2 separate regions of the Homo sapiens genome follow, and region 2 is linked to region 1. A link is a loop called in an ENCODE intact Hi-C map of the cell type or tissue named here. Cell type or tissue: A673. All regions are shown on one strand. Region 1 has its middle 45 kb from the start of TERB2. Region 2 overlaps SORD (sorbitol dehydrogenase).

Region 1 (2,500 bases):
CACTACTTTTGGCATCAGCATTTGAGAATTTATATTTTTTCCATATGATAACTTTTCCTTATTTATATTCACATCTGTGGTTAAGCCCTTCAGATCTTGTAAATTACACAAAAAAACAGAAAAGACAAAAACCTTAAATCTTAATTATCTTTCCCTGAAACGCATTTCTCCTGAATACTTTATTGTAGTTACATACCATTGACTGTTTCTTGTATAGAAACCAAGCCTGTCTGTAGATCTTAAATTAATGACTAAGAGGATTAAGTAAATGTACACCAAGTTGTGTATGTTGGAATTTCTTGAAAGAGAGTATCCAGTATTTTTCTGATATATTATGCATGTGTAAATTTAAAATTATAATGAAACACTTTTTTTGGTTTGTTTCCCAAAGTGATTGTATCTTTCAATGTATATAGTAAAGCAAAATGTAACCTATATCTTTGAAATATTGTCAGACACAATAAAATCAGTGATAACATAAGCCTTCCAGGAATTAGAAGCATATGAAAAAATAAAATAAGCAAAGTTGAACTATTTTAAGTTTATTGTTTTAATGGGAAGTGAAAAGCAATATGATCTTAATTATTGCTCATGTAACCGTTTTTTAAAACTTGCTTTAATGTAGCTGATGGATAATGCCTCTGACTATCCTTATTAAAAGTGTTCTCTGGCCAGGCATAGTGGCTCATACCTGTAATCCCAGCACTTTGGGAGGCTAAGGTGAGTGGATCACGAAGTCAGGAGATTGAGACCATCCTGGCCAACAAGGTGAAACCCAGTCTCTACTAAAAATACAAAAATTAGCTGGTCGTGGCGGCAAATGCCTATAATCCCAGCTACTCGGGAGGCTGAGGCCAGAGAATCCTTTGAACCTGGGAGGCAGAGGTTGCAGTGAGCCGAGATCGTGCCACTGAACTCCAGCCTGGAGACAGAGGGAAACTCCGTCTCAAAAAAAGAAAAAAAAAAGAAAAAAATGTTCTCCTCACTTTAGAACTTTTATTTCTCCATCCTTTTGAAAGCATGTCTTCTCTGATGCTTTCAAGTATTAAGCATAGTCATTTCCTAAACTGTTTAATTTAGTGTGTAGTTCATCTTAGTTATTTCATCCTTTGTGACTAGATTTTTTTTCTAGCTTTTGGTAGTGTTTTCTGTAATTAGATACATTATGAGTCATTGGCCAAGTCTGCCAGTTAATTTCTGAATGTCTGTTTCTCTTTTTTCCATAATGATATAGAACCCCTAATTTCCTTCCTTCCTTCCTTCCTTCCTTCCTTCCTTCCTTCCTTCCTTCCTTCCTTCCTTCCTCTCTCTTCTTTTCCTTTTCTTTTCTTTCTTGTTTCACCAGGCTGGAGTGCAGTGGTGCAATCACCTTGAACTCCTGGATTCAAGCAGTCCTCCCACCTCAGCCTCTCAAGTAGCTAGGACTATAGGCATATACCACTACACCTGGCTAATTTTTAAATATTTTTCTAGAAACAGGGTCTCACTATATTGCCTATAGGCTGGTCTCAAACACCTGGGCTCAGGCAATCCTCCTGTCTCAGCCTCCTAAAGTGCTGGGATTATGGGCATGAGCTACCACACCTGGCCCCAGAACCCCTAATTTCTATCTAAGCACATGCTACCAAGAATAAAGAATATATTCTCAGTTCCACTTGAAATTAAGTATGGCTGTCACAGTGGTTTAGCCAATGGATATACAGAAGAAATGGAATCCGGGAACTTTTCTTAAAGGCCTTGGCACATACTCTTTGTCTCCCTTTCCTTCCACTCCCATTCTTTCTGTGTTCTTTCAGCCTGTTACTTAGAGGATGTGGTAGTTACCATTTCAGTCCATAAGAGCAAGAACCATACCCTAGGGTTGGCAAAGCAGTGGACTGAAAAGAGCCTGAGATCCTGAGGATATTGTGTAGAAATCTGCCATCCCAGCCTTGGGCTGCCTACCTCTAGACTTATGTGACAGACAAACAAACTTCTGTTTTGTTTAAGTCACTATATTTTTGTCTATTATTGCCAAACCAATTATAATTGAGGTTTAAGGGCAAGCTGTTGACCTTGGTCTATGGGTGAGAATTGTGTGGAAGATACCATTTATTTACATCTGTAAAGTATTGACAGATTTGTAACCTTAAAGTGAGGTAGGTGACTTTAGTGACATCACATATTTATTAGATTTATAGCAGCTTTAGTAAAAAGTTCTTTGTAATGGCGTGCTTGGTTACACTATTATTTAGCAGAGTGAAAAACTGAAATTAACCTCAATGTTTAATAATGAATAGATAGAATGGCATCTTAAATCATATTGCTATTCCAGTTTAATGGAATAGCCATTTTTCCTTTAACTGCTTTATTAAGATATAATTCATAGACCTTACAATTCACTCATATAAAGTGTACAATTCAATGGTTTTTAGAGCATTTACAGAGTTGTACAATCATCGCCACAGTCTGATTTTAGAACATTCTCATCATTCCCAAAAGAACATTTTAGAACATTTCC
Region 2 (2,500 bases), 130 kb before region 1:
GATCAGTGGCTTTTTACTTTTCCTAACAAGATAATAAATACCTTGAAGCCAAAGACCATGCCTTCCATCGCTTTAGCATCAGGTACACTGCTTGTCCCTAAACTCAAGTGTTTGTACTTGTTAAATAACCACTATCCAAACTAGTGTTTCCAAGGAAGGTCAGAGGTTTTCACTTATGTCAAGTTACGAGCCCTTTCTGTTGAAGAGGTTCAGTGCTAATTTGAACCTCTTCTCCTGTGAAACAAAGCTCAAAGCTTTAATGTTATTGCTGCCTAGCTGACATTGCTCAATGGCTTCTTTGTGGCAGGTACTGTGTGCTTTATAGGCATTACCTCATTTAATACTCGGAAAAACCCTACATGGTACATCCTACTATTGTCTCTTTTTCATGTGATGAGACTGAGGAACCCACCCATGGTAACACTAAGGCAGTAAATGGTGGAGCTGCATCCAAAGCAGCCCGATGGGGGCAAAAGGGCTTAAGGGAGTCTTTTTATCTTTTAATAATTTAGACTGGCTACATCAGAAGGAAGGAAGGAAGGAAGGAAGGAAGGAAGGAAGGAAGGAAGGAAGGAAGGAAGGAAGGAAGGAAGGGAGGATGCGAGGGAAGGAAGTAATCAGTCTAGAAATAGCCACCTCAAGATAGCTGATTGTCACCAAAACCTTCCTCAAAGTTGTTGCTGGTCCCACATCAGACATCAGGGACCGCTGTGTAAAGTGATCCTTCTGTTATACCACGTGGATTTTTTTTTTTTTTTACTTTAAGTTCTGGGATACATGTGCAGAACCTGAGGTTTGTTACATAAGTATACATGTGCCATGCTGGTTTGCTGCACCTATCAACCTGTCACCTAGGTTTGAAGCCCCACATGCATTAGGTATTTGTCCTAATGCCCTCCCTCCCCTTGTCCCCCACCCCCTGACAGGCCCTGGTGTGTGATGGTCCCCTCCCTGTGTCCATGTATTCTCATTGTTCAACTCCCACTTATGAGTGAGAACATGTGGTATTTGGTTTTCTGTTCCTGTGTTAGTTTGCTGAGAAGGATGGCTTCCAGCTTCATCCATGTCCCTGAAAAAGACATGATCTCATTCTTTTTTATGGCTGCATTATACTGCGTGAAATGTTAAACTGCAGGTTAAATTGAAACTAAAGACTAAGGTCTTTATTTCAAACATGGGAGAGCACCCCACCCTCCCTGCTAAAGGCACTAGTAGGCAAATTCACAGACACTGAAAGACAGTTCCACAGCATACAATTCATAGCCTTGCCTCCAGCCTGGCCAGACCTGAACGCCCCATTTCGAGGTGGAGAGGTGGTAAGACTAAAGCTTAGAACAACAGTCAGGCACACCAAATAGGCCCTGGGTCACTAGAGAGAACACTACTGTAAATATTTATTCAAGTTAACAGAGCTGAACAGCTGTGCTCGTACCACACAGCAAAGCTGCAGTGACTCTCCCAGACACGAGAGGGTGCTGTGCCCACAGCCTGTGCTGTGCCTGTAGCAGAACACGCTTGATGGAGAAGTTCAAATAAATTCCTCTCCCTGCACACCAACTTTCTTTTTCCATTCTTTTTCTGGCTGATTCTAATTACCCTTGCAACTCAGGCTTGTCTCCTGCCTCCTGTCTCTGTAGGAGACATGCTACCTGAGCACAAAACCATTTTAACATCAGCCTGTAGGTTTGTAAATATTGCCCTAAGCACACTGTGGAGACTACAATGTTTTAGAAAGTTATTACAGCATGGTTGCTCAAAACCTTGCTTTTCATGTTTCCTTGCCATGATGTTGGCCACAATCCTCTGTTTGCTTAATCTTTTTCTGTCTCAGATACTCTTCCATTTATCCTATTTCTCATCTACCAAAGTTTCTTAGTTTCTCTGAGATCCTGAACTTTCACTTTTATCTCCACAGCTCTTTTTTTTCTCATTCCCAAAGGTTTTGTCATCTCAATCATATTAAAGGTTTCCTAAACGAATTTCTTTCATTTATTTATTTTTTGTAACTCATCAGCAGTCCCTGATGTCAGATGTCACTGCACTCAGGCTACAGTGCAGTGGCACGATCTCGGCTCACTGCAGCCTCAACCTCCTGAACTCAAGTGATCCTCCCATCCTCCCACCTCAGCCTCCCAAGTAGCTGGGATTACAGGTGCATGCCACGCTGCGTGGCTAATTTTTTTTTATTTTTGGTAGAGACGGAGTTTCACCATGTTGGCCAGGCTGATCTCGAACTCCTGGCCTCAATTGATCTGCCTGCCTCTGCCTCCCAAAGTGCTGGGATTACAGGCGTGAGCCACTGTGCCTGGCCGAATTTCTTATCTTTTAATGAGTGACTACAAGAGGACTAAAAGGAATTGAGTAATTCTTCTTTACCATAGTTGTGTGAGTTTTCCAGAATATTTCACTTCAAGTCAGAAATACATATCTTAATCACATATATACTCCTCTCTTTGTGTCCGGAATTGGTGGGTTCTTGGTCTCACTGACTTCAACAATG

Evidence for each region. A loop is a pair of places that touch in the nucleus more often than their neighbours do. Peaks named below come from ENCODE experiments on the same cell type or tissue, not always from the same donor. Only the 100,000 strongest peaks of a DNase experiment are listed, where the experiment ranks them.
Region 2: a loop joins it to region 1, with 14 times the contacts of the local background. A loop is called at or near these places in 1 of 110 quality-filtered maps.

Annotation. Positions count from the first base shown.
Region 1 is chr15:44,910,071-44,912,570 of GRCh38, reverse strand. No RefSeq gene overlaps it. Among named protein-coding and RNA genes, the nearest start is that of TERB2, 45 kb to the left of the region's middle. In A673, no CTCF peak of the experiment used is centred here; DNase peaks (open chromatin) are centred at 180, 1,230 and 1,650; H3K4me3 peaks cover 454 bases; H3K27ac peaks cover 2,500 bases.
Region 2 is chr15:45,036,221-45,038,720 of GRCh38, reverse strand. All of the region lies in intron 1 of SORD (sorbitol dehydrogenase), which reads right to left. Among named protein-coding and RNA genes, the nearest start is that of SORD, 14 kb to the right of the region's middle. In A673, a CTCF peak has its summit at 1,456 (motif pointing right); DNase peaks (open chromatin) are centred at 450 and 1,470; H3K27ac peaks cover 2,500 bases.